7 separate regions of the Homo sapiens genome follow, and regions 1, 2, 3, 4, 6 and 7 are each linked to region 5. Evidence: chromatin contacts called from ENCODE Hi-C or POLR2A ChIA-PET data. All regions are on one chromosome and are shown on one strand. The core of a region is the stretch at or near the end of the contact, and the rest is flanking DNA. Distances in the headings are between cores, read along the strand shown.

Region 1 (4,100 bases), core at 1,391-3,890, 280 kb before region 5:
TATAAAAATTAATGTTTATCATAGTGAGAAAGGAAAGGTAGCTCATAGCAACCTGTGCTATGTGAAGCAGGCAAAATTGATCAGGCTCAGCGAGAAGTCAGCATGGAACGGTTAGGGCCCATGCCTGGAGGCAACTGCTTAAAGGCATTTTGTACCTGACTAGGGTGCTGCTTCACCCATTATCTTCATGTGCCTAATATCTGTGAGACAAAGAACAATGTATAGCAGATCAATAGCTTGTTATTCTAATGTAAACTGGTAAACAATTTAGGAACTGCCTCTTCTTTTCCTTTGTTATTTCTTCAATCTTTTAAAAAATTTTTATCTTTTTTTTTTTCTTTTTGCGGCTCCTTCCAGAGCAGGGCTAACTCCTACGCAGTGTGCCCAGAGTCAGCCTGTTTTTTTTCAATATCTTCACGTCATCCAATCTTCTTTTCCTTTAAAAACCTACTTGTGGGCTGGTTGTGGTGGCTTGCACCTGTAATCCCAGCACTTTGCGAGGTCAAGGCAGGAAGATTGCTGAAGCCCAGCAGTTTGAGACCAGCCTGGGCAACATAGTGAAACTGTCTTCAAAAACAAAACAAAACAAACAAAAAAACCCCTACTTATAACTGCTGCTAATCAGAGTGTATTTTCACGGCAACTTGAATCTTTGCTCCTAAAGGCTGTCCTCAAAACCTGACCAAATATACTTTACTTAATGTTAAGTTTGCCTCAGTTTTTTCCTTTAGGTCAACAATAGGTATGACCCAAGAACCCTAGAACTTGGTCATAAAGCTTCTGGTGCCCTTGTCACTTCCCTCCTCTATTATTTCTGTGGCCCTCATCTCCTTTCCCACTGGGATTCCCAGGAAAAACTTTACAAATAGAGCAGTGACAGATGAGTTCCCCAAGGGCTTGCTTTGAGGTAGAAAGGAAGAGTGGTTTGAAATTCCCTTACCTTGTCATTATCATAAGAGTAATTAAGACATTAACTATATAATTGACTCTTTAACATCAAACTTTCACCACCCAAGAATGTAAACTGCAGGAAGAGAGGAACCTGTCTGTTGGTTCACAGATCAAGCACAGCCTAATATTTGACACACAGCAGCCCCTTGCTTAAATATGTGAATGAGTAAATGGAGTAGAAGCCTTAAGTGAAACTGTAAAAGAGCTCACCAAAGGTTTATGGTTGATTATCCCATCTCTCCCATCCCACTCACCTGTCCATTTCCTGGTTTGGACATGGTTTTGCGGGCTCGGTGGACCTTGGGCTGTCCCTCTGGGCTCGTGGTGGCTGGAGGGGGTTCAGACCCTGCTGCTGCAGCTCCCTGGGCTCCTGGCATACTCAGTAGCCTCATAGCCAAACTCTGGACAGATGGAGGTGATTTTCCCGCCCCTGTCATTGACATCTTGGCCCGGCTAGGACAGGAACCCCCCTTGCTGGGGGAAGAGGGGAATGACTTTGTGGCATGGCCTAGAAAACAGGCAAGCAAAAGGCAAGATAAGAAAGAAGGCAAGAGTCAGAAATTTCCCACCAACCCCCCAGGCTACCCAGCCTCTCACCCAGCAGGATCCGGCCCCCACGGAGGTCCCCATCTCCCTCAAGATTCTCAGATTCATCCCCAATGAGTGGTGTAGCCCCTACAGGGGTGTCAGCCCCCTCATCACCAACAGTGACAGTGACAGAGGCTGGAGATGAGGGGCCAGCAGGCTCCAGGGAGTCGGGGGTGGCCTTGGGCAGGGTTTCTTCACTACGAGGGGTGTCCCCCAAAGAGCCATGAACTGTAGAGGAAGAGAAAAAGTTCAGAGCTAAGGGCTCAGGAGATCCTGTGTTTAGGGAAGGTGACGGTCCAATTGGGGCCCGTTTTAGCTGCACTCACCTCTCTCGGTGGCTCCTCTGGTTTCCTTCTCCAGCAGCAGCGCCCCCATCTCAGCGGGGGCCTCCCCCTGGGAGGGGAGACAAGGGACAGGAGGGCTGGTCAGCCCAGTAGAGAGTTGGGGGGTCCAGGATGCCTGGGCCCTGGGAAGAGAGAGTAGGCTCCGGGGCCTACCTCTTCCTCTGTGGGGCCCCCCCCTTCCGCGGCCTCGGCTGCCCGGAGGGGCCGCACGACCCCTCCCCCGGGCCCGCATCAACCCCCTCCCTCTCGGTAGACCCCGCATCTCTGGGGCCGAGAGAAGAGGAGGGGGAGGGGGCGGGGCCTCCGCGCCCCGGCCCCGCCCCCTCCTCCCGGCTGCACGCGCCGCTCCCCCTTTGTCCCCCAGGCCGCGGGGACCCCGGGCACCAACCCCTCCAGCACCCGCTGCCCCCCAGCCCGGTGGACGGCCCCTCGTGCCCCTCACGCGTGCTCCTGGGGCCCCGGCGCCCGTCGCCCACTCAGGGGCAGCCGGCGGCTGCACGCGCGCCTCCGTGCCCACTCCCCCCACCTCCCACACCCTGGTCCCCTCATCCGCCCCCGGTGCTGGCCCCCTGGATTGCTGCAAGTCCCGCCCGGGCCCCCCGGCCCCGTTGCACCCCCGGAGCATTGCACGGGCGCGCGCTTCCCCCGGGCGCGCGCGCGGGCATGCACCCGCCTCTCCCCCTCCCCTTCCGCACCTCGGCGGCCGCCGCCGCTGCAGCTCCCGCCGCCGCCGCCATCGCCGCTTGCGCTGGGGGCCGAGCCGGCGCGCGGCCGCCCCGGGTCACGTGGGCGAGGGAGGGAGGGCGAGGAGGAGCCTTAAAGGAGCCGCTACATGCTTTTTGGCCATTTTCCCCTGAGAGCGGCCTCGGAGATGGCTGTGACTGTCCTAAGCTGGGAGCTGCAAGGGAGAATTCCTGTCATTCCTGGCCTCAGTTCTGCAGGGACCGAGGGCGAGACACGCCTGGGCCCAGGTGTGGCGTCTCTGTCCCCATCTGGTTTTAGGTAACAAGCGGAGCTTCTGAACTTCTCGGCTCTCGGCAGCGGCTGTATTTCCTCTGGCCTGGTTGGGCTTTTCCCGCCTCTGGTTGCTTTTCTGCCTTTCTAGTTTTTGGGTTACCAGATAGAAGGCTTGGCCTCAGTTTTGGCCTCGCCTTTTTGCTCTTTCTAACGAGCACGAAGGGGCGATAGGGACGCGGAGGACACCTTTATTCTTGGCTGGTTCTAGCATGCTGCTTCATGTCCCCTGGAGCAGCGTGCCCTTCTGAAAACCTGTGGCTAAATGTCTCTTCTGTTTATATCAGGCGTGTTACACCTTCACACGCACTAGGGATCCAGGTAAGCCCAGCGGCCCGAACGTCATTACTGACTGGTGACACTGCAGTAAGTAAACCTTTTTTGCCGAACACTTCATAAGCACAGTCAGGTACTCCGTGGGTCATAGCCCAGCGGACAATTTAAGTATAAATGATATACACCAAGATAGACAATCTCGATAGCTGTATTTAGGGTACCATCCCTTTAGGTATTACGTTTTGGTCGAGTTTGGAAAAGATCTGTATGATTTCACACGCAGTATTTGACACAGGCAGGTGGGGCACCTGAGGCCAATTAAAGGCCTTCTGGGAACTGTAGTTCTCTTTGGTTAACTATTCCAGAGCTTTCTGGGAATTGTAGTTTTCCCTGCACCTTAATCCAAACTTAGCTTTTTTTTTTTTTTTTTAGCTTTCCTGAAGACATGACCTATTTACCCCAGACAAAATATGACCAAACAGACTCCTGCTTACAATTTCCGTGGGCAGGTTGGCCACCTGTAGCTCATCCCTAGCACTGATCCTAAGTCCCTCAAATAGAGTTCATGTGCATCCCCACGACTGCCAATCACTTGTACTGTGAGGTACCTGGCTAAGTGTTGAGATTGCAGAACTGGTGGAGGGCTGGGGGTGGGGACTTGGGGGAGTCCCTGACCAGAGGAGCTCACTTGTCACACTCCTCTCCCATGTTTAGGGCTGGGCTCCTTCAGGCAAGGGATATGCAGAGTTGTGACCTCTAGGTATTAAGAACGCAGCATCACAGGGAGAGGCTGTCTAGGGCAGGATAGTCATGTACACGCAGTTGCCAGAGTGTAAAGGAAAAAAAAAAGTTTTTTTTTGTTTTTTATTTTGTGGAAAACAAAAGCAGAAAAACTAAAACCCCAAACTCCAGAAAAAATCCTAAAAA
Region 2 (3,807 bases), core at 494-2,993, 380 kb before region 5:
CAGGAGAATCGCTTGAGCAGTGAGCTGAGATCGCACCATCGCACCGTGGCACTCCAGCCTGGGCAACAGAAGGAGATTCTGTCTCAAAAAAAAAAAAAAAAAAGAAAAGAAAAGAAATAAAAGAGGGGAACAAACAGGGAATTCCAGAAGAGAGGGACTCTATTTTATTTGTTTGTTTGGACAGACATTCTGAATGCAAGGACTCTATTGTAGATAGGGTGATCACAATATGAGGGAGCAAGTCAGGGTCTGCCACATTCATTCATCCATTCAAGAAATACTAATTTTCCATCATGTGCTCAATACCATGCAAGGAGGCAGAGTTGAAAGTACACCAAGGCACAGGTCTCCTTTGGAAGGACTGATAGTTACAATCTGGCAGGGTTATCTCTCCTCTCACTTACCTTCCTCATTTCATTTCTCTTTTATCTCCTCCCAGCAATTGTCATCTCTCCCTCACCCAGTCTTTTCCTACAATTCAAATAACTTCTATCCTCATCAATTTCAGACTCATCAAACTTTTACTAAGAGACTTTAAAAGTGCCTGGCACTAAACTATGTGCTCTGCGCACATCTTTTAATCCTATTAACTCAGTGAGGCAAGCATTACATCAACTTGCCTGCGTGTTCATAGACATAGGAAGACCAAGACACAGCGGGTCTATGAAACGTGCCCAGGGTTACCATACCAGTTGGCAATCTGGGATTTGATCACTCTTTTCCCACATCTGATGTACTACCTTCTTGTCTCATTGTCCATTCCAGTCCTCGCTTCCCTCCTCTGAATTTCTCCCCTCCCCCTCTTCTGTACAACCCCCTCACCTGGGGGTCCTGGGCCGAGCTTCGGAGTCCCAGGGCCGGCAGCGTTGCTCCACAGGCAGCTGGTATTAACTCCGTGTCGGCGTAACTGACCCACTGTTGGACAAGGACAGCCGCCCGGCTGCCCCCTGGGCCCCCCAGGCCTGCTGGCCACAGCAGCTGGGCCACAGCCGTGGCCCCCCACACCCAGAGCCCACCGGGCCCCTGCTCCAGGGCCGGCAGGCGGGGTGGGGGAAAGGGAGTCCTGCTAGTCGGGGGTGGCTGGAGACAGATGCGGGGGTGGGCTCCTCCCCATCCGGGACCCTCCCCAGCCTCCCCATAGCGAGCGGCTATGAGGGCTCGGAGGCTGGGGAAGGCATCTGGGTGAGGGGAGACGTAGAGGGTGGACATAGTTATGAGAAGGTCCGAACGAAGTGGAAAAACCTAAGGAGAAAGAGAGACAGGGGAAGACTGCGGGATCGAGGTGGGTCCTATGTTTGAGTAGAGAGGGGACCCTCACGGGAGCTCCTTCGCCGCAGACACCCGAGTCCCATAGGACTGAGGGTCTGACCAGGCAGGCTGTCAGGAGCCGAGGACCTGGCTCTCAGAGGGGCAGTGTCAGTGGGGAGTTCCTGGGGAAGAGGAACTATCCACCATCGCGGGGCTTCGGGGAGTGTGGAAGGCTCTCAGGAGCGGGTCGGCGTCTGGTTGGATGCGGGTTCGAGCCGCGTGTACGTACTGGAGGGAGATGGTCAGACTGGGCCGGGAATCCACCTCACAGCCAGGCGCCGGCCGCGGCTGGACCGGCCGAGCGGCCCGGGCGGAGGAGTCGAGCGGGCAGAGACGGTGGGCGGCTCTCCAGGTGACCCTAGTTCCCTAAGATCGCCGCCCCGGCAGCCGGCGCCCACGTGTTCCCCCCTTTGTGACAGGGAGCGTTTCCGGGCCTGCGGGTCCTGGCGGGGGCGGCCGTGCCCCGCCTGCGAGTGCGCGCCCGCCGTGTCCGACACTGCCCCGGGGGCCGCGCGGCTCGCCGCCCGCCGGTCTCACGAGGAACAGCGCGGGGCGCGGGGCGCTGGGCGCGGACGCAGGACGAGAGGACACCCCTGAGCACGACGCTCCCGTCAGGCGCCGCCACGGGCACCTTGTGCGGGTCCTCGGCCGGGTGGCGAGGGCGGCGCCCAGCGGGCAGCTAGGGAACTGGCCCAAGAGGGTCGGCCGGCCCTGCCGGTGGAGGGCGTTCCCCACCCGGTAGCGGGGAGGTGCCCAGCAGGGAGCCGCCTGATGAGGACCGAAGGGGAGGTCCATTTGCCGAGGCCCTGGCGTCCAGCTTCCTCTTTGAGCCTCATCTCCTCATGTATGAAAAAAGGGTGACGGCCGGGCGCAGTGGCTCACGCCTATAATCCCAGCACTTTGGGAGGCCGAGGTGGGCGGATCACCTGAGGTCAGAAGTTCAAGACTAGCCTGGCCAAGGTGGTGAAAGCCCGTCTCACGCCTGTAATCCCAGCACTCTGGGAGGCCAGGGCGGGTGGATCACCAGGTCAGGAGTTCAAGACCAGCCAGGCCAAGATGGTGAAACCCCGTCTCTACTAAAAATACAAAAATTAGCCAGGTGTGGTGGCAGGCGCCTGTAATCCCAGCTACCCCGGAGCCTGAGGCAGGGAATTGCTTGAACCCTGGAGGTTGAGGTTGCAGTGAACTGAGATCGTGCCACTGCACTCCAGCCTGGCGACAGAGCTGCAGTATTTGTAAAAATACAAAAATTAGCCAGGCGTGGTGGCACACACCTGTAAGCCCAGCTACTTGGGAAGCTGAGGCAAGAAGATCACTTGAACCTGGGAGGCGGAGATTGCAGAGCTAAGATCACACCACTGCAGTCCAGCCTGGGTGACAAAGTGAGACTCCATCTCAAAAAAAAAAAAAAAAAAAAAAAATTAGCCGGGCATGGTGGTGGGCATCTGTAATCCCAGCTACTCAGGAGCTGTGGCAGGAGAATCGCTTGAACCGGGAGGCGGAGGTTGCAGTGAGCCAGACCAAGCCAGTGCACTCCACCCTGGGCAACAGAGTGAGACTCCCGTCTCAAAAACAAAAAGGAGGGTCACACTAGATGGTCTCTAAGGGTCCCTTAAGGCTGAGAAGTCTCATCTGTATCATGAACTCATATTTGCTGAATGAGTGAATGAAGTTTAGTAATTCCCAGTCACAACTTTTCTCTAAAATATAAATTACATCACTTGTATTTATCTTCTATACATATTCAGAAAACATGAACTGATTTGGTTGGATTGGTGAAGTCTGGTAGCATGAAATGTATCTTATGACACTATCACATTAATGGAAGGACAGCAAGCACTCCAGTTGCAGGTATGGTATAAGCAAAAGGCCACAGGGAGAACATACAGGTAGGGACATGTTGGGGAAACATGGTGTAGAGCAACTGTATTATATGCTTTATACCAAGGAGAGTAGTGGGAAGCTGAGTTGGATTCTTGGCTGGGTTAACGCAGAGTAACAGGGGCTTGGATGAATTCGACATCCTTTTCCATGTCCCAGCCCCCTGCCCAACACATAGTAACAGAACCAAAACACAAATTTGCATCATAAATTTTATTCCCGATGCGGGACAGATTCCTTCCATCCCCAAATGAATCACATGCTGCCCTGGAAAGACCTAGGAAACTCTCCTACCATCTCCAGAGAAGTAGTGAGAAAGGCAGGTGCTGGGGACTGGGAAGGCTTTGAAGTTTCCCAGCCTACTTATCCTCCCCTTCTCAAGAGAGGATAGCTGTTCCCTATTACTCCTCTCATCCACTCATCCCTTAAAAAAAACCCACAAAACCATCATTAGTAAAAAAACAAAACCCCTTCAAGTATTGGGGGTTAGGGGTTCTGGGCTGGGACTTGGGGTTATGGGTCACCAATGAAAGAGGGAGGGGAAGAGGAGGAGGAGCCATCACTGTTTCTGCTGCAGGGCTTCCTTCCTTGCCGCATCCTGTAGCAACTGTGTGTCGA
Region 3 (3,713 bases), core at 620-3,119, 480 kb before region 5:
TATTTGGTGTATGACACCATGAATACAGTAGGTGCTCAGTATTTGTTGAAAAGTAGTGTGTCAATGTAATGGAGGCTGGGAAAATTTGGTACAGGCTCTATTTTCTTCCTCTGGAATTATGGAAGAATTATGTCTTCCATCTCCAGACATAATTCCATCACATTTAAAGGCAGTCTCTCTGTCTACTCAAGTTAATCAAGCCTTTTCAATTGGCCCTGCTCAGGACAGCCCCTGGCCTGGTCCCCAAGAGATGCGCAAACGTCACCACAGGAACTGTGCCAGAAAGAACAGCTGTCCCTGCAGCCAAAGAGGTTAGTTGCCAGGGAGGACAGGTCACTGGGGAACTGCAGGACTTAGCACCTGCAGATGGTCCCAAGAGTAAACATGTTTTCCTTACGGCTCAGGTTGCCCCCAGAGAAAGCAGTGCTACATACCAAAGGGGAGTGCCAAGTATGCACATTTAGAGTGTGCCTGTGTGTCTGTGTTGGAGAGGTCTGCTGCAGAGCCCAGGGCATCCCCCAACCCCAGGGCACTGTTGCTCCCAAGTTAGGGAGGGCTAAGTTCAAGAGGACAGGTGGGTCTGAAAGATGCAGAGTCCCAGATGCCAGGGTAGACATACCAGTGCCAGGATGCTGTCAGCATGTTTCTCCAGGGCACGGGGCTGATAGTACGTATCCTGCCAAAACAGATGGCCTCCTTAAGGACCCTGCCCACTGGCAGGTCCTTTCCCTTCCCTTTCAGAAGCCCTGCTGTGTGTCCTCTGGTTCTAGTCTCGTTGACTATCTCTCTTGAAACATCCCTGGCCCCCACAGAAACTCCTCTTCCTCACCCTCACTCTGAACCTAATTTCCCACCCCTGACCATGGGAACAAACACAGGGAGCTGGATTTGGAAGCAAAAGTGAAAGCAGCATTGGACGATTTTTGCTCCTTTTCCACAGCCTAGTTTCAAATGGATTGCAGGCGCGTGCATGTGGGGAGAAGGGTTAGTTTGAGAAGAAAGAAAAGACACCTAGACAATCTAAGAAGGAAAGAAAAGCATCAGAAATAAGAGTAGTTGACTAAGAAGAGAATGTGGGTAGGAGCGGGCAGTTTGTAGGAGACAGTAACACAATGAGACAACTGATAAAAAGGAAGAGAATATTTAGAACAGCCTACCACCACCCGCCAGCTCTCCAGAATACAATGACTCGGGTCTCCAGGCTAGGTTGGGCGGGGGTTGAGGGGAGGACCGACGGATACAGGATCTGTAAAAGTCATTCTGAAATTCAAGGCGAGGGTAAAGGGAAGATAAAAACAGAGCCGGGGGAGGCATGAAGAGGCACTGAAGAAGAGGAAACTGGGAGTCTGACAGCAAAATTCAACGGCTCCCCAGTCCGCGCAGGGTCTCTTCCCGGGACTCAAGACTCAACTGGGACCGGCACGAACCACGACACACAGGGTCGGGGGGACGCGGAGAGGAAAGAACAAAGAGTGGCAGTCGGAATGAGAAAGCGGTAAAGAGCGAAAAAGAAAGGAGGCGGCCAGTCCGTAGGCGTGACTTTAACTCAGGAAGCACACAGAGCGCAGATTTTGCGGATAACTGGCTTGACAAGCAGGCTCCCCTTATTTCCCATTATGGGCACTTCTGGGGAGCAAAAGGCCGTAAAGGGTTTGGACTGTACCACGTTCTTCGGTGGGGAGGAACTCGACTCACCCAGGAGCTGGAATGGGGGGCAGTGACTGCCGTTGGCGTCTCAGGGACGCTGGCCGGGGCCCTTTCAGAGTCCCTCTCCCGGTAGATTTTGTAGAGCCGGGGGCCTAGGACGCAGCTCAGCAGCTTCGCCATGGCCCCGGCTCGGGCCGCTGCTCTTCCAGCAGCAGGTCCCCCTGCCGGCCCCGCCCTCCCTGCCTCTGAGGTGTTGTGTGCCCTTGACGTCAGCCCGTACCGGCTCCGCCTCCGGGCGAGTTGCGACATTTTCAGTGCTTCCTGAGAAGAGTTTCGCGCAGTTGGAGCTACGGGTACAGCAGTGGTCCGAAACTAGTGGAAGACCACTAGAACGCGGAGAATCAGAAAATTACCGGGCATGGTTCAATAATTTTTTTCTGTCTCATTATTGGCAGACTCTAGAGCGACAGCGGAAACGAGGGGTGAGATTAGGAGTACTTGATAAGAGTAACCGAAAACATAAGGTGTCTAGGAATGTATCTAGTACAAGAAATGCAAGGTTTTATGAAGAAAACTATAAAAAGTTATTGAAAAGGCAAACTGGCCCGGCCCGGCGCAGTGGCTCACGCCTGTAGTCCTAGCACTTTGGGAGGCCGAGGCGGGGGGATCACTTGAGGCCAGGAGTTCGAGACCAGCCTGGCCAACATGGTGAAACCCCATCTCTACTAAAAATACAAAAATTAGCCTGGCATGGGTGGTGCGCGCCTGTAATCCCAGCTACTCGGGAGGCCGAGACGCGAGAATCGCTTGAACGCGGGAGGCAGAGGTTGCAGTGAGCCGAGATCTTCCCACTGCACTTCAGCCTTGGTGACAGAGCAAGACTCTGTCTCTAAATAAATAAATAAAGGTAAACTGGCCCAGCGCGGTGGCTCACGCCTGTAATTCCAACACTTTGGGTGGCCGAGGGATGATTGCTTGCGTCCAGGAGTTCCAGGCCATGGCTCATGCCTGTAATTCCAACACTTGGGGTGGCTGAGAGAGGATTGCTTGCGCCCTGGAGTTCCAAGCCAGCCCAGGCAACATAGTGAGACCCCATCTCTACACAAAATACCAAGGGGGAAAAAAAAAAGACCTAGCAGGGTGTGGTGGTGCCCACCTGTAGTCCCAGCTACTTGGGAGGCCAAGGTGGGAGGGTCGCTTGAGCCCGGGAGTTTGAGATCGCTCCATGCACTCCAGCCTGGGTGACAGAGCCAGACCCTGCCTCAAAATAATAACAATAATAATTGAAAAAATAAAAAAAGAAAGAGGTAAACGAAAAGCTTTTCAATAAATGGAAAGCTACACCATGGTCCTGGATACGAAAATTCAGCACAGTAAGATATGCGGAATATTTGTAAAAAGAAAATAAATGAATCATTACTGTTATGCATGAACTGGATCTTAAAACCATGATGCTGAGTGAAAATAGAAAGCCACAGAAGAATGTATACGTGATACTAGTATATTAGATTCAAAAACACATAAAATTTAATGATAAAGCAAGTGGAGAAGAAAGAGAAAATTCAGAATTGTGGTTACACAGCATAGAGGATCTCTGACTGAAACGGAATATTCTTTTTTTCTGTTTTTTTTTTTTTTTTTTTTTGAGACAGGGTCTAGCTCTTTCACCCAGGCTGGAGCACAGTGGCACAATCACGGCTCACTGCCCTGATCCTCCACCTGCTGGGCTCAACCATCTTTCTGCCTCAACCTCCTGAGTAGCTGGGACTATAGGCCCACACCACCATACTCGGCTAATTTTACAAGGTCTCACCATGTTGCCCAGGCTGGTCTCGAACTCCTGGGCTCAAGTGAACCTCCTGCTTTGGCCTCACAGAGTGCTGGGATTACAGGCATGAGCCACTGTGCCTGGCCTGGAATATTCTATTTCTTTTTCTTTTTTTTTTTTCGAGACCGAGTTTCGCTCTTATTGCCCAGGCTGGAGTGCAATGGCCCGATCTCGGCTCACCACAACCTCTGCCTCTGGGGTTCAAGCGATTCTCCTGCCTCAGCCTCCCAAGTAGCTG
Region 4 (3,535 bases), core at 877-3,376, 340 kb before region 5:
AAAGCCTCTGACCATAGCACTTAGTAAAGGCAGCTTAACTGCCAAAACAGCAGGAATTAGGGCTTTCTGTATATATATATATTTTTTTTAAGGCAGGGTCTCACTCTGTTGCCCAGGCTAGAGTGCAGTGGTATGATCACGGTTCATGGCAGCCTCGACCTCCTGGGCTCAATTGATCCTTAGCCTCCTGATTAGCTGGGACTACACGTGTATGCCACCACCCATAGCTAATCTTTTTTTTATATACTTGCCAGGCAGTAGAGGGAACAAATACTTTAGCTTTGAGCCATGGCTCTCCACCGTAATGGAACAATAAAACGATTAAGGGATGCTAAAAAAATACAGATGCCAGGCCTCTCTCAGGCCAATTCAGAATCTCAAAGAGGGCAGTGTAGACATTTAAAGCTGCCCAGGTGTTTGTAATTTGCAGCCAATGTGGAGAAAACCACTGAACTGGGCTGGCCACGGTGGCTCACGCCTGTAATCCCAGCACTTTGGGAGGCCGAGGTGGGAGGATCACTGAGGTTCACCAGTTCAAAACCAGCCTGGGCCAACATGGTGAAAACCCCTGTCTCTACTAAAAATATATAAAATTAACTGGGTGTGGTGGCAGATGCCTGTAATCTCAGCTACTCAGGAGGCTGAGGCAAGAGAATCACTTGAACCCGGGAGGCAGAGGTTGTAGTAAGCCGAGATCATGCCACTGCACTCCAATCTGGGTAACAGAGCAAGACCCTATCTCAAAAAAAAAAAAAAAGAAAAAGAAAAAAAAAAAAAGGAAGAGGCCAGGCTCGGTGGCTCACACCTATAATCCTGGCACTTTGTGGAGGCCTAGGCAGGCAAATCACCTGAAGTCAGGAGTTCGAGACCAGCCTGGCTTACATGGTGAAACCCTGACTCTACTAAAAATATAAAAATTAGCCAGGCATGGTTGTGTGCACCTGTAATCCTTGCTACTTCGGAGGCTGAGGCAGGAAAATCGCTTGAACCGAGGAAGCGGAGGTTGCAGTGAGCCGAGATCCCGCCACTGCTCTCCAGCCTGGGCAACAGAGTCAGACTCCGTCTCAAAAAAGAAAAAGATACCAACACACACAACACACATCACCAAACATCATACGCGTTTATAAATGGGGGCGATAGGAAAGGGTCCAGAAAGGATTTGAAATGACTTATGAGTTTCAATAATTTTTTTTTTTTTGAGACAGAGTCTCGCCCTGTCGCCCAGGCTGGAGTGCAGTGGCGCAATCTCGGCTCACTGCAAGCTCGGCGTCCTGGGTTCACGCCATTTTCCTGCCTCAGCCTCCCGAGTAGCTGGGACTACAGGCGCCGCCACCACACTCTGCTAATTTTTTTTTAGTAGAGACGGGGTTTCACCGTGTTAGCCAGGATGGTCTCGATCTCCTGACCTCGTGATCCACCTGCCTCGGCCTCTCAAAGTGCTGGGATTACAGGCGTGAGCCACCGCGCCCGGCCTAATTTTTAAATAAATAGAGACGGGGGTTGGGTGTCACTATTTGCCCAGGCTGGTCCCGAACTCCGGGCCTCAAATGATCCTCTGCCTGGGCCTGTCCAAAGTGTTGAGATTACAGGCGTGACCTATTACGTCCGACCTGCCTTTTGGGTTTTTGGTTTTTGTTTTGTTTTGTTTAATTGAAGGTTAGGGTGCCTGACAGTCTGCGGGATCGAACTGGGAGGCAAATTCAGATTTCGCTGGGGGAACGGAGTGCGAAGTGTCAGGGTAGCTGGACGCTAAACTGGCGCAGCTGCGCGCGCCCGCGCGCGCGCGGGAAGAGTCCCAGGGTCATTAACGGACCATGGGCTGCTGGGAAACGGCTTAGGAGCAGCACCCGGCTGGCGCTGGCCGGCCGGCGCCGGGGACTTTCTTCCGCCTGGCCAGACAGATCCCTGTTTTTTGTTTTTCAAAATTCAGAAAGCATCTCCGAATATTTGCCCAGAGGAGTGTGAAACATACTTTCCTGGTCTTTCTTTCACTTTGTTTTATTTCTGTGTGGACAAACAATGGGGAAAATGCCGCGCGTCTAGCCAGGCAGATAAGAAAACAACTATACCCGTCAGGCCCCCAACCCGGCGCCGCCATAAATGGCCCCGGCCTCGCCATTTTAGTTCTTTTTGCGAAGTGGGCTCGTGGGTTGGCAGTATGAGAGTTGTAATGGCCCGACTGTTGAGTGAGGGGGAGCAGGGGATCCCAACGGCTTGCGCTGCCTTTGCGCAGCAGCCGGCGGGCGGCCACGTCGCGGCCTGGCTGGGGTAGGAGAGGGCGGTCCCCAGTGCAGTTGGGTGAACTACCGTTGCACACTGGAGTTTCTGGTGTCTTTGCTTGGAACTGACCTAGCTCGTGGCAGGGGGAACTCGGCTAGCGGCCCCACAGCCCCTGCTGACTCAAAACAACTGTGAGTGGGGTTGGGCGAGTGATTGCAAAATGGGGGTGGCGGTCGCCCGGGGATAGGAAGGGAGTGATGATGACCCCAGGTAACTCTTGAGTGTGTCGCTGATGCCATCACCGCAGCGCTCTGACCGCCCCCTCGGTCCAGCATTTCTCAGGCTCAACGAGTTCATGGCCAAGATTCCTAATCTTTTGTTCTGTTTCATTTCCCCGTTAGGAGTTGTAAGACGTTCATCGCCGTGTTATCCTTGAGTAAAGGTGAGTATTAGGTGCGAGAGCCTTTTGAATGCCTCTTCGGAAAGCTTTGTTCCCAAGCAAGCTTTCGTTCATGGGCATTATGCGCCTCCCTGCCCTTTTTTTTTTTTTTTTTTTTGAGACAGTCTCGCCTTGTCACCCAGGCTGAAGTGCGGTGGCACGATCTCACTGCAACCTGCGCCTTCTGGGATCAAGCGATTCTCCTGCCTCAGCCTCCCGATTAGCTGGGATTACAGGCGCATGCCACCAAGCCTGGCTAATTTTTTGTATTTTTTAATAGATAAGGGGTTTCACTGTGTTAGCCAGGATGGTCTCGATCTGCTGACCTCGTGATCCGCCCCTCTCGGCCTCCCAAAGTGCTGGGATTACAGGCGTGAGCCACCGCGCCCGGCCTTTTTTTTTTTTTTTTTTTAAGACAGCCTCCCTGTCACCCTGGCTGGAATGCAGTGGCAAGAACACAATTCAGTGCGGCCTTCAACTCCCGGGTTTAACCGATTCTCCCACCTTAGCCAATTTTTTCCTTTTTTTTTTTTTTTTTTTGAGATGGAGTCTTGATCTTGTTGCCCGGGCTGGCAATGGTACGATCTCCCTGCAACCTCTGCCTCCCGGGTTCAATCGATTGTCCTGCCTCAGCCTGCCGATTAGCTGGGACTACAGGCCCGCGCCACCACACTCGGCTAATTTTTCTGTTTTTAGTAGAAGGGGTTTCACCATGTTGGCCAGGATGGTCTCCATCTCCTGACCTCGTGAGCCGCTGTGCCCGGCCACTTTTTCTTTTTTGAGCTATAATCCATGTACCACAGGTGGTGACTTCCATTTGTTTGTTTTTGCTATTTTGTTTTTGAGACAGGGCGCAATGCCAGGATCTCCCTGCAA
Region 5 (3,927 bases), core at 1,428-3,927:
CCCAGACCCAATCTCTCCCCTTCCCCTCATCCTAGTCGCTTTCAGCACCCTCTTCCCTCCTCCTCCCATCCCTTTCCCGCCCACACCTCAGAGGGGTAGGGGGCCTGGGGGGCTGGCCCCCTCCCCAGCCAGGCTGCGGCAGCGGTGGTGGCGGATGGCTGTGTCTCTGTCTCTGTCGGGGTGTCGGTGCCAAGGGGGCGACGGGATTTGGGGGTGTCCTAGCCCCGGCCGATGGAGGGGAGGTGGGAGTGGGAGGTTGGGCCCATAGCGGTAGGAATGGTGGGGGGCTGTCCCCCCAGCACCCTCCCTCCCTCCCTTTCTGCTGTCTCTCTGAGGGCTGGGGCTGCTGCCGCCGCTATTCCCCCGCCACCCCTCCCCAACGCCTGCTGGTTTCCGGGGCCGGCCAGGAAGTGGAGGGCGGTGATGGGCAGCCTGTTTTGCCAATCGTCTCCCAGAAACTCTGGCATCTCCTCCCCACATCTACCAGTGTCCTCTTGCGAGCCCCGCCCCAGGGCTCTCCCTCGGTCTTTGCCCCCATCTCTGGCTCCAGCTGCATCTTTTTTTTCTCTAACTCCCTTTCAGCTCTGGATCCCCTGGTGCTGTATTCCTCCTTCCGCACATTCCTTCCTTTATTCTCCATCAGCTCTCTTTTAACTGCCACTTTTACTTGGTCTCTTTTTTTCTCAACTCCGGTTATCTGCTGCTTATTCCCCCCAACTATTCTTAAGGACCCCTTTTCCCGTACCCATTCAATTCTAAACATTTATCAAGCATCTACCTACCATATGACAAGCATTAAGTTCACCTCTCTTCTTTTTCTCTCCAGGACTCCATCTCACTCCATCTCACTCTCCAGTCCTCTGGTCTGGTTTCCTTTGCCCTTTGTCCCTCACTATCTCCCAGCAGTCCAGCTCCCCCCTCCACCTGCCTTCTCTGGCCTTTAAAGAGAAGAGATCTCTTTGGCCTTATCCCTGACCCTTTCCTTTTCCATGCTCTTTTACCTCTGTACCTTTTCTTTCCTACTTCCTTCGTATCAGTCTCCTTACTTGCCCAAGCTGAGACAACCCCTTCTCACAACATACAATATGGGTACATCTTTTCTTCCAATGGAAATTTGGCTTCAGGGGTGCTTTCTAGAAAAATAAAAAGTGAGGAAGAATGCCGATTCCTCTGGAATGCGCGTGCCTCCTTAATTTGGTAGCCATGTATCTAGTTTTCCACCCCCTCTTCTCTTCCTCCACTCCCATTATCCCTTTACTAGGATCATTCCATCACTTCACTCTCCTTCATTTCCACCTTTCCCTCTCAATATCTTCCTTCCTAAACCTCAAGCTTCCTGAATCCTCATCTGCCCCAGTCCTTCTTTACGCAACTGCTAACTTCTCATCTTTCCTTACTCTTGAGTCACATGGGATCTTTTATCAAGGTCCCCCCTCTAGCCACACCTTTACCCTGCATTAGTTTACATGCCCTCGGGAAGAGGATTGGTAGTGGGAGGACTGTTACCTAATTCTGCTCCTTTAGTCACAGTGAGGGTCAGTGATTGTAGGAAAAGCCCAAACTCCCCGGGGTCCAACCTGGGAAGAAGACCCTATTTCTGATGGGCAAATTATAAAGAGGAAAGGGCGGGTCTAGCCTCCGCGGGTCTCCTTAAAAGGGGCGGGCTTTGTCCCTTTTGCACCACTCACAAAGGGGTTGAGCCCAGAGCTTTCCTGCTCTGAAGGTTTAAAACGGAGTTGAAGTCAATCCTGTTCTACTCTGTGTACAACATTAAGAAAGGGGTGGGCCTTTAGTTCAGTTTTGCTCTGTAAATCACCTAATATGGGGAGGGCTGAGTCGTCCAGCCGAATGAGTTGGGTTAACACCAGCGCCGCAGATCGATGTTCCCACTATCCAAACGTCGGGCTAATCCCAGTTCTGCTCCCTTAACTAAAAGGGAGGGGCAGACCCAAGTTCTGCTCTCTACGTCACCAAAGGAGGTTGGAGCCATTTTGAACCCTGCGACCCTAGTGTTTTCCCTCTTTTCCTAGCTCTTCGCCGTCTTTCCCGATGTCGGCCAATCAGGGGAAAAGGAAAAGGCCCAATCAGCAGAAAGTCCACAGCTGAAGGACCCGGATGAAGCGAGCCTAGGACTTTGAAGTGCAAGCCTCGCCAATTGTAGAGCAGTCACCATGGCGACAAGATAGGGGTGAAGAGGTGGAAAAAGAGAAGGTTAAACCCTCACAGGATTGGCCCACCCCCGTCCCGCCGCGTGCTGCGCAGGCGCGTTTTACCTAACCACCATTTTCCGTCAAGTTTTAGCCAATGAGTTGATTTGGAGCCATACGCTCCAAAGTCCAATAGCAATCCGGACATTCTCTAAAAGAGGAAGCGAAGGAAAGAAAGGGGCTTATAGTGGGCGAGGTCTATAGGTAGTCCCGAGCAAATTGCTTATGGCTTTGGTTATGACTGACAACTACTCAGACGAATAAAGCCCTCCTTGGCCAGGCGACAGCGTGTAGCGAGTTATTACCAATCCCTTGGCATTGCACATTGACTTAGACCGTATCAGCCAATAGCCATTGTGCGAAGGCAGGACTGCACTAACCTTTTCCCGCCCCTACCCTTTGGGCCAATCCTTTCTTTTGAATTCTTTGTGACTGGCAGGCATTCAGACCAATAGTGATTAGGAAACCTTGAAGCCTGCCCAACGATCGTGGGCAGGAGGTGGTTTCTGGTTTGTTGGGGCGTGTGTATGTGTATTTGGGGGGACTGAAGGGTACGTGGGGCGAAACAAAACCGGCCATGGCAGCAGCGGAGGAGGAGGACGGGGGCCCCGAAGGGCCAAATCGCGAGCGGGGCGGGGCGGGCGCGACCTTCGAATGTAATATATGTTTGGAGACTGCTCGGGAAGCTGTGGTCAGTGTGTGTGGCCACCTGTACTGGTGAGAATCGAGGAGGGGGGCGGGAGGTGGTGGGTCTCGCTTATATACTGGAGAGGCTAGGAGCGAATAATCATACAGTCATACAGATAATCGGAGGGCACGTTCCCATAGGTGAAGCCCGACAGGAGACATAAGACTTTGCTGGTATGTGTGGGTGGGAGTATAACGGTCGAGATCTGTGGAAAGAAAGGTCTTAGGAACCAGGAGCTGAGGCACGTGATGTGCTGAGAAGAGAAGGTGGGGCGGGGAGTGGCAGGACAATGTGAGACCCGAGCCACCTTACCCCAGAGAAGTGAGGGGTCTTAGCTGTGCAGGTGGAAACAAGTGAGACACAAAGGTTAAGGGAGGCACGCATCAGTTGAGTCGGGGAGAACCAGGAAATATGGATCACATTCAGATGAGATCTGGGAGGGGGCTGGTATAAGGGCACTGTGGAGAGGCAGACTTGAAAGGTTAAAGGGTCATAAAGATAGGGACATTATTGAGCTTGAAAGTGAGTAATGGGGGAATGTGCTAGTAAAGGGGTTTGGTTTGGAGTGATGGGGTTGGGGTTGAAAAGAGGAGACCCAGAAAGAGGTGGCTGAAGGAAATTAGAAATTAACTTGAAAGGCAGAAAAGAGAGGGCACGAAAATTTGTATGTGTTTGTTGGGGAGAGGAGAAAGGAGAGGGTTGAGTGTGTTGAGGATGGACAGAGCTTTAGGTGTTGGAAGATCAGACAAGCAGGAAGGCTAACTAAGTTGGCTGGCATGGTAGAGGTTGCAGAAAATCTGAAAAGCAACAGCAGGTTGCTTGGGAAGAGGGGTTAGATGGGATTCTGCGAAGTCTAGGGTCTGTGTCTCTCTTTTCTGTAGCTAGTTTGACCTTTTTTTTTTTTTCTCCCCCATCCAGTTGGCCATGTCTTCATCAGGTGCGTACTCAGGAGATGAAGAGGGAAATGGGGAGGTCTGAGGAGCTGTAAGACCCTCTTGTATACTGGAAACCACCTTTTTTCTCCCCAGTGGC
Region 6 (3,688 bases), core at 652-3,151, 320 kb before region 5:
AAAGAGGCAGTGCCTTTTTCTACTTTGCATGAGGGTATTGCATGGACTAACGCAGTCCTGTTGACAATGCCAAATGGGAAGCCAATGGCAGAGTTCCCTCTTCTCCTGATAATGTGTTCCTACCAGGATGCCCTGTCTTTCAAGGAATCCCACCCAAGCCAGAAAATCTGACTTCAGAGAATCTTCCCCTTGGAAAGGAGTCCATTTGGGGGTATCCCTCAGACTCTCCACAAGGCAGCCCCCTCCACCTATCTCCTAGGACAGAGACCTGAATACCAGAGCCCGGTCCAGGGGCAAACACTTCAGTGCCAATATCCAGGGAGAGATTCCGGGGTGTGCTCCAGGAAACACCATCATCCTTGCTCCATACCAACATGGTAGAGGCCACCTGGCAGCCGGCCTTGTGAGCACAAAGGGAGTAGAAAAGAAATACTACTCCTGTCTCAACATCGCTCACTACTGCCCCAAGGTTCAGCCCATCGGGGACATCCCCATCATTGACAATGAACGCTGTAGGAGACCATGTGCTGCCTGAAAAAAATTGGAGGAAGAAACCCAGAGTGAGCACTCTGCAGGTACCCTTTCTACCACTTCCCGTTAATTTCCCACCTTCTGCTAGGGACCTCAGGCCTTCCGATGGTCCCAGGGTGCAATCCAACACTTGCACTATCTATACCTCTTGTCCTGTTTTATTTTTCTCCATTGCATTTATCACCTTGCAACAGACAAAAAAGTTTACTTGTTTATTATGCTTGTCTGTCTCCTTCCAGTACAATTTAAATCCTGAGGGCAGAGATTTTTGATCTGTTTTGTTCGTGGCTATATTCATGAAACCTAAAATAGTGCCTGGTATAGGTATATAGTACCCAATAAATGTTTGCTAAGTGAATGTCCAACTCCTTGGTGATCCCAATTTCCAGATCACTGTCCTAGACACTTGCCCTTCTCGGGTTCCCTCTACCCCTCAGGGACTCAGGCAACCAACCCTCTAAGTTCCCCTATCCTCAGGGCCCTTGGGCTCATTGGGCTGCCCACCCATCCAACCTAGCACCGGCTCTTTCACCCAGACATCTTTATACCCTGGTCCATGGACCTCCGCAGGGCGATGAACTTGGCCCCCTCATCGGATGAGGACATTTTCCTCGCCTCAGCAAAGGCGAGAAGAGTGCCCCGCGGAGTGGCTGTGATGAGCGGGATGCGGAAGGTGTCCACTGAGCCGATCTGTCTCCCGCTCACCCACAGCAGTTGCTCCATGGTCACCAGCGGCTGCACCTGTCATGGGAGGAGGAAGGGTCAACAAAGACAAACTTGTCTTGGGGGTTTTAGGAACCCACGTTCCGATGGGAGAGGGAGGATCTAATGGGGATCCCGAGTAGGGGATGGGGTCCCAGAACAAGAAAGAGGAACACGAAGGGGAGTTTGGAGCGAAGCTGGAGGCTCGGAGCAGGGGAGGGTCTACGAAAGGAGAAGGCGCCTTCAGGGAGGGAAGGGGACCCCAAAAGAGGAAGGGGCTCGAATGAGGAGAAGGACGGGGACCCGGAGAGGGAGAGGGGCTGGGAGCGGTAGGAGGAAACGGGGTCTGGGAGAAAGAAAAGGGTCCTGTCGCGGAAAGTCGGCTCAGCCGCCCGCGTTCCGGGGGACACTAGGTGTCGATCACCTGCGCGGGTCGGGGATGGGGCTATGCAAAGGGTGACTCACCAGACCGAAGTCGTTCTCAGCCTTGGACCAGGAGGCTGCCAGAGACAGCAGCAGGAAGATCGCGGCAAACACCCAAACCCTACAGCCTCCCCAGAAGCCCAGAATCCGCGGCCCCCAGCGTCTGTCCGGGAGCGCCGTGCTGGGTCGCTCCCCAGTCATCTCTCCCCGCAGCTGCCGCGACCCTGGCAGCTAGACTCCACAGAGTCGGGAGTCAGCTGACCCGGACCCTTTAAAGCGCAGATGTCACCCTTAAGCCCGCCCCGGTCTGGAGGCCCCGCCGCGCTTCCCGGACTCTAATTGGTCTTCAAGTAGCTCATCTCCTCCCACGTGATCACGCAGCATCTCGAAGCTTGCCCTTCCGATTGGCCCTCTTGGAGGCCCTCTTGGAGGCCCGGAGCGCGTGACCCGAACGGGAAGCGGACTGGCTGGGGTGAAGAAGGGACTGGCACCATCCTTATTGGGCTTTTTGATTGGCCGCGGCACCAGGACACGTCACAGGGGCGGGGCCGATTTTAAAGAGCCGGGCGCGGAAAAAAAAAGGCCGCCTGTCGTCGTGGAGAGAATGAGTCACAGATTTACTGAGTTAACAAAATATCTTTAATAAAATCTTTTTGTTTGTTTGTTTTGTTTTGGAGACAGAGTCTGTCACCCAGGTTGGAGTGCAGTGGCGCGATCTCGGCTCACTGCAACCTCTGCCTCCCGGGTTCAAGCGATTCTCCTGCCTCAGCCTCCCGAGTAGCTGGGATGACAGGTGCATGCCACCACTCTCGGCTAATTTTTGTATTTTTAATAGAGACGGAGGTTTCACCATGTTGGCCAGGCTGGTCTCGAACTCCTGACTCAGGTGATCCGCCCGCCTCAGCCTCTCAAAGTGTTGGATTACAGGCGTGAGCCACGGCGCCTGGCCTAAAACCTTTTTTTACCACAAAATGGAGACCTGTAAGGCGAAGTGAGGTTGGATGGCTGGACGGTGGGGGTGGGGTGCAGTCCTGGATCAGGGCCGGAGCTGTCACTTCTTCCTCTTCTTGTTGTCCGGGGGCGCCTCGTTCTTCTTGCCCAGAATCTTTAGAAGGCTCTTGGACATGTAGTAGGGCCGGTCCAGGGAGCCGTTGTTCCGCTCCAGGTCTTCCACTGAGCCGCAACAGAGACCGGTTAGAGCGGACCCTGGGGCCAGGAAATCGGGGACTGGGAGGCAAGCTGCCTGCGGGATTTGGAATCCAAGCTGCACCACCACCCTTACCCCCGGGCAGGTTATGTAATCTCAGTTTCCTCCTGTGAAGTGGGGTCGGGAATATTATGTTGCATAGAGCGATGATAAGAATTAGCGGAAAAAATGCATGTCAGTCGCTTAGGAGGAGACTGGCAAACCCTGAATGGATGCATGCTGTAGAGTAAGAAAATCCCCTGCCGCTACAGCCACCTGCTGGGAAGTCTCTCTAATGGCTCTTTTTTTTTTTTAATCTTTTTTCTTTGTTTTGAGACGGAGTCTTGCTGTCGCCCAAGCTGAAGTGCAGTAGCGCAATCTCGGCTCGCTGCAACCTCCGCCTCCTGAGTTCAAGCGATTCTCCTGCTTCAGCCTCCCAAGTGGCTGGGATTACAGGCGCCCGCCACCGCGCCCAGCTAATTTTTTGTATTTTTAGTAGAGAGGGGTTTCACCATGTGGGCCAGGCTGGTCTCGAACTCCTGACCTCAGGGTGATCTGCCCACCTCGGTCCCCCAAAGTGCTGGCATGACAGGCGTGAGCCACCATGCCTGGCCTCTAATGGCTAACTTCTACCCGAGATTTCTTAGGGAAGATAGCAGAGACCTCTCCATCAGAATGCTCCTTCTTTGGAGAGCCTACCGGCCTGGGGGCTCACTCTCTTCCTTCTTCCCTAAACGCCTGGCCTCAGGATGTCACAAGAAGCTCCCTCTGGTTCGTTTAGCTCACAAAGGCATTGTTTCTAGAAGCACCAAATCTCCAAAAAAAAAAAAAAATGCTTGAACGGCT
Region 7 (3,508 bases), core at 1,009-3,508, 440 kb before region 5:
ATCCTGAAGTATGTGTATAGGGGGTGGGGTAGGGGTGTTGTTAGCTGGTCCTGTCATGGGGATAAAGAAAGATCAGACAGAATAGTGGGAGTAGAGTCCTTGGGGACACCTAAATAAATAAGCAGGGAGGACATAGGAGGAGCAGCTCTCTCTCCAGTAACCTTGATTTCTATTAAACCTTTATGACCTGCTGAAAAAATAAACCCAGAATTCCAGCCTCCATATCCTGAATTTCTCTCCTGTCCAACCATCCCTTCTCTATCCTCCTCATCACCCTCTGTCCAACAAAAGACCTACAGTTCCAGAAAACCATGGTGGAGTGCAAGAACACAGAACTAAAACAGAGCTTGAAACTTAAAGAAAGGGAGAGACTTGGGGGAGGAGTGGGGTGGAGTGACGTGATGTGCTGCTGGAAACCAGCAGTTGGTGGTTTCCTCTTGTGCTTCCTCTTCTGTGGGTTTTCTCCTGCTTGTGGGAGGGCCTTTTTCTCTCCTCCCGACAGAAAGGCTATCTTTGGTGTTCGTTCCCTTGAACTGTAACATCCTGTAAGGGTATGATTCCATGCCTCTGTGTGGGTGTGAATTCCCTCATGGTGACCCTCAAAATCTGCACACAGGACCCCTTCCCATTGAGGGGAGGGGATCAAAACAACTCTACTTCTCAGGGTCCTCTCCTGTTCCAACTGGTCTGTGTCCAAGAGAAGCCTTAGGTAAATGGGGCCAGCTTGAAGATCAAACAGGTTTGGCAGCCTCTCCCGGCCTCTCTTTTCTCTCCTACAGCTTTATAGCTACAGCTGCCTTGATATCAATATTGACTTTGGCTGGCTGGCATGACTACCCACAGGGTATCGTGCCTTAATTTACCAGGTGACAGGCAACGCTGCCCTCTCCTGGAACCATCCAGCAGAGCCAGGGCTGTACCCCCAAATCCTGCAACAGAGGTTTCCCTCCATCTCACCTCCCTGTCCCTGCATTTCTCCTATCTCAGTAGCTCCTCTTTCCCTCTCTGGGCTTCTCTTTCCACTCCCTCCCCTTCCTGGGCTTGGTAAACTAGTCCCTAATCTCTTCACACCCCAGATTGGAAGGTGGGTCCCTCCCTGACACTCCCCAGAGCTGTCACCAACCTCCTCCAAGTTTCTATAGCTCCATTGCTCAACAGATTTGCCAGGGGTAACCATTAACCCAGCCCTTAACTCTGTTCCCCCACCTTTCTTGCTGGAGGGGATTTTCCAATTACTGGTTAGCACAGCTAGGTCATCTCACCCCCACCATCTTTCCTAACTTCTTGGGTTGGGGGGCTGGGGAGGAATCTCCCCATCTCAGGGTACTAGGAACAAAGCTGGGGAGGATGGTGCATTTAAAGGGATTATATATATATATATATATATTTTTTTTCTTTCTCCCTCATAACCCCACCCCCGCAACACACACACACACACACACACACACACACACACACACAGACGCACAAATAAGCTTTATGGAGCAGTGACTTCATTATGTTCACCGCTTTGAGTCCAACCCCTGGCCCAAAATAGGCACTAAATAGTTGCCGAATGCATGAATGATAGATACCTCTCTGTCTTCAGGGGTGTGTAGAAGTGCGAAGGGGTATGGGCATGTCCCAGTAGGGGTGTGAGTGTTCTGATCAGAACTACTTCTCTCTGCCAGAATTTGATGTAATTCGAATGCTTCCACCTCTGCTTGAAGGGTTTAAATAATAAATTAGGCCCTGTCGTGCCATTATGGGGGTGGTCATACCCTGTACCCAGGAAACAGGCACGGTAGGGCTGAGACAGAAGTCCTGCTTGTTTCCGCTTATTTATTTGAAACACCGCTCATTTAGGTCTTACTTTGTTTGCCAGGCACTGTTCTAAGCTCTGTATAAATATTAACTCAGAGGGTACAAATATTAACTTAAGAGTTGTTGCAGGAAAAAAAATAAGCGCCTCTGGCTCTTTAAGTTTGGCCTCCCCCTCAAAACCCCCGCAACGGTCCCAAACCCCTTCCAGGGACTGGGACTACGGACCCTGGTCCGACCTTCTCGCGGGCTTCCCACTGCGCCAATCAAATCCCAGAAACAGTGAGTGCTAGAGGCCCGGCTGCTAAGCAACGGCAGAGGGCGGGAAGTTTGAACGTTCTGGACCCGCCCCGAAGGCAAATAGGCCAATCAGCGTCCAGACTCTTCAGCTACGGCAGTCCGCTTCTCCTCCTCGCCCTGTCGGATCTCTAGGCTGGATCCGGGCCTCTCCAATCAACAGCGGTTAGGAGGGCGGGGCGCGTGCGCGCGCACCTCGCTCACGCGCCGGCGCGCTCCTTTTGCAGGCTCGTGGCGGTCGGTCAGCGGGGCGTTCTCCCACCTGTAGCGACTCAGGTTACTGAAAAGGCGGGAAAACGCTGCGATGGCGGCAGCTGGGGGAGGAGGAAGATAAGCGCGTGAGGCTGGGGTCCTGGCGCGTGGTTGGCAGAGGCAGAGACATAAGACGTGCACGACTCGCCCCACAGGGCCCTCAGACCCCTTCCTTCCAAAGGGTAACCTCCGCGTGACAGGAATGAGGGTGGGGCGCGTGGAGTTTCCCACAATCTGTACTTTAGTTAAATACCCGAGAATTCACCTCCTGTGTCCACAGCTCTCCACGCCCCTCAGCCCTGCCCCGCAGCCCTGTAGCAGAAGTACTTAGTGCTTTGCATTCTGCGCGCCACCCTACCCCGGCCTCCTCTGTGAATCGTTGCTTCCGAACCGCCCTCACTTTTTGCATCCGCAGAGCCTCCAAGCTCATGGCCTCCTTAGGAGCGAACCCAAGGAGGACACCGCAGGGACCGAGACCTGGGGCGGCCTCCTCCGGCTTCCCCAGCCCGGCCCCAGTGCCGGGCCCCAGGGAGGCCGAGGAGGAGGAAGTCGAGGAGGAGGAGGAGCTGGCCGAGGTCTCTGAGGGGAGTAGAAACTTGAATGGAGAGTTGATGGGAAGTTAGAATAAAAGAGGGTTGGGAGCCGGGCGCGGTGGCTCACACCTGTAATCTTAGCACTTTGGGAGACTGAGGCGGGCGGATCACCTGAGCTCAGGAGTTGGAGACCAGCCTGGGCAACATGGCGAAACCCCGTCTCTACTAAAAATATAAAAATTAGCCGAGCGTGGTGGCACGTGCCTGTTATCCCAGCTACTGGGAAGGCTGAGGCAGGAGAATCACTGTAACTCGGGAGGCGGAGGTTGCAATGAGCTGAGATTGCTCCACTGCACTTCAGCCTGGGCGACAGAGCAAGACTCCGTCTCAAAGAAAGAAAGAAAAAAAAAACAGGGTTGGGAAGAGCTGGGCAAGTCTCTTACCTCCTGAGTGGCTGTTTCACATTCACTAAATGGGGGTGATGATGCCTATCTCAGAGATTTGAGAAAATGATTAAATTATATAAGACATGGTAAACCCTACACTTATGAGTGATTCTAATAGTGATTTCCTTTCTTCCTTGCTGGACAGATCCATCTGTGTGTGCTGTGGAATTCAGGATACTT

Evidence for each region. Hi-C counts contacts between places; a loop is a spot of excess contacts on that map. ChIA-PET counts read pairs that join two places held with the same protein, here RNA polymerase II (POLR2A). Pooled maps may share reads with other maps.
Region 1: a loop to region 5 is called in a map of gastrocnemius medialis, with 4 times the contacts of the local background. The contact joins the promoter of EHMT2 here to the promoter of RNF5 in region 5. A Hi-C loop is called at or near these places in 5 of 168 maps with a recorded cell type or tissue (CD4-positive, alpha-beta memory T cell, aorta, gastrocnemius medialis and 2 more), 15 of 37 single-sample maps with no recorded cell type and 21 of 50 pooled maps. POLR2A ChIA-PET finds 5 or more read pairs at or near these places in 7 of 52 experiments (A549, BJ, H1 and 4 more).
Region 2: a loop to region 5 is called in a pooled map, with 5 times the contacts of the local background. The contact joins the promoter of VARS1 here to the promoter of RNF5 in region 5. A Hi-C loop is called at or near these places in 1 of 37 single-sample maps with no recorded cell type and 6 of 50 pooled maps. POLR2A ChIA-PET finds 5 or more read pairs at or near these places in 4 of 52 experiments (A673, CD8-positive, alpha-beta memory T cell, OCI-LY7 and 1 more).
Region 3: a loop to region 5 is called in a map of CD8-positive, alpha-beta T cell, with 8 times the contacts of the local background. The contact joins the promoter of ABHD16A here to the promoter of RNF5 in region 5. A Hi-C loop is called at or near these places in 1 of 168 maps with a recorded cell type or tissue (CD8-positive, alpha-beta T cell), 1 of 37 single-sample maps with no recorded cell type and 8 of 50 pooled maps. POLR2A ChIA-PET finds 5 or more read pairs at or near these places in 2 of 52 experiments (CD8-positive, alpha-beta memory T cell and activated CD8-positive, alpha-beta memory T cell).
Region 4: a pooled map shows a loop between it and region 5 (7-fold over the local background). The contact joins the promoter of SNHG32 here to the promoter of RNF5 in region 5. A Hi-C loop is called at or near these places in 2 of 168 maps with a recorded cell type or tissue (K562 and sigmoid colon), 2 of 37 single-sample maps with no recorded cell type and 11 of 50 pooled maps. POLR2A ChIA-PET finds 5 or more read pairs at or near these places in 7 of 52 experiments (GM10248, HEK293, HEK293T and 4 more).
Region 6: a map of CD8-positive, alpha-beta T cell shows a loop between it and region 5 (22-fold over the local background). The contact joins the promoter of NEU1 here to the promoter of RNF5 in region 5. A Hi-C loop is called at or near these places in 1 of 168 maps with a recorded cell type or tissue (CD8-positive, alpha-beta T cell), 5 of 37 single-sample maps with no recorded cell type and 11 of 50 pooled maps. POLR2A ChIA-PET finds 5 or more read pairs at or near these places in 2 of 52 experiments (PC-9 and WTC11).
Region 7: a map of naive thymus-derived CD4-positive, alpha-beta T cell shows a loop between it and region 5 (5-fold over the local background). The contact joins the promoter of MSH5-SAPCD1 here to the promoter of RNF5 in region 5. A Hi-C loop is called at or near these places in 3 of 168 maps with a recorded cell type or tissue (aorta, naive thymus-derived CD4-positive, alpha-beta T cell and ovary), 17 of 37 single-sample maps with no recorded cell type and 23 of 50 pooled maps. POLR2A ChIA-PET finds 5 or more read pairs at or near these places in 7 of 52 experiments (A673, CD8-positive, alpha-beta memory T cell, Caco-2 and 3 more).

Annotation. Positions count from the first base shown.
Region 1 is chr6:31,895,058-31,899,157 of GRCh38, forward strand. EHMT2 (euchromatic histone lysine methyltransferase 2) reads right to left here and starts at 2,641. Exons shown (of 28, transcript NM_006709.5): 1 at 2,579-2,641; 2 at 1,866-1,932; 3 at 1,549-1,767; 4 at 1,206-1,459. The coding sequence starts at 2,620. It also overlaps a transcript of C2 not described here. RefSeq lists enhancers at 1,784-2,480, 2,564-3,158.
Region 2 is chr6:31,794,009-31,797,815 of GRCh38, forward strand. VARS1 (valyl-tRNA synthetase 1) reads right to left here and starts at 1,744. Exons shown (of 30, transcript NM_006295.3): 1 at 1,538-1,744; 2 at 823-1,242. The coding sequence starts at 1,209. It overlaps LSM2 (LSM2 homolog, U6 small nuclear RNA and mRNA degradation associated), which reads right to left. Exons shown (of 5, transcript NM_021177.5): 5 at 3,388-3,807. The coding sequence ends at 3,749. RefSeq lists an enhancer at 1,342-2,196.
Region 3 is chr6:31,701,455-31,705,167 of GRCh38, forward strand. ABHD16A (abhydrolase domain containing 16A, phospholipase) reads right to left here and starts at 1,870. Exons shown (of 20, transcript NM_021160.3): 1 at 1,696-1,870; 2 at 620-676. The coding sequence starts at 1,827.
Region 4 is chr6:31,832,790-31,836,324 of GRCh38, forward strand. It overlaps SNHG32 (small nucleolar RNA host gene 32), which reads left to right and starts at 2,127. Exons shown (of 4, transcript NR_160953.1): 1 at 2,127-2,411; 2 at 2,622-2,662. It overlaps SNORD48 (small nucleolar RNA, C/D box 48), which reads left to right and starts at 2,474; the gene lies at 2,474-2,537. RefSeq lists an enhancer at 1,264-1,962.
Region 5 is chr6:32,175,728-32,179,654 of GRCh38, forward strand. RNF5 (ring finger protein 5) reads left to right here and starts at 2,678. Exons shown (of 6, transcript NM_006913.4): 1 at 2,678-2,924; 2 at 3,814-3,832; 3 at 3,924-3,927. The coding sequence starts at 2,785. AGPAT1 (1-acylglycerol-3-phosphate O-acyltransferase 1) reads right to left here and starts at 357. Exons shown (of 7, transcript NM_006411.4): 1 at 87-357. RefSeq lists an enhancer at 2,438-2,966.
Region 6 is chr6:31,860,920-31,864,607 of GRCh38, forward strand. NEU1 (neuraminidase 1) reads right to left here and starts at 1,902. Exons shown (of 6, transcript NM_000434.4): 1 at 1,699-1,902; 2 at 1,080-1,272; 3 at 269-531. The coding sequence starts at 1,857. It overlaps SLC44A4 (solute carrier family 44 member 4), which reads right to left. Exons shown (of 21, transcript NM_025257.3): 21 at 2,273-2,829. The coding sequence ends at 2,708. RefSeq lists enhancers at 2,083-2,708, 2,709-3,332, 3,333-3,688.
Region 7 is chr6:31,737,690-31,741,197 of GRCh38, forward strand. MSH5-SAPCD1 (MSH5-SAPCD1 readthrough (NMD candidate)) reads left to right here and starts at 2,259. Exons shown (of 29, transcript NR_037846.1): 1 at 2,259-2,373; 2 at 2,765-2,924; 3 at 3,474-3,508. It overlaps MSH5 (mutS homolog 5), which reads left to right and starts at 2,316. Exons shown (of 25, transcript NM_172166.4): 1 at 2,316-2,373; 2 at 2,765-2,924; 3 at 3,474-3,508. The coding sequence starts at 2,778. RefSeq lists enhancers at 1,758-2,388, 2,389-3,020 and a silencer at 2,800-3,018.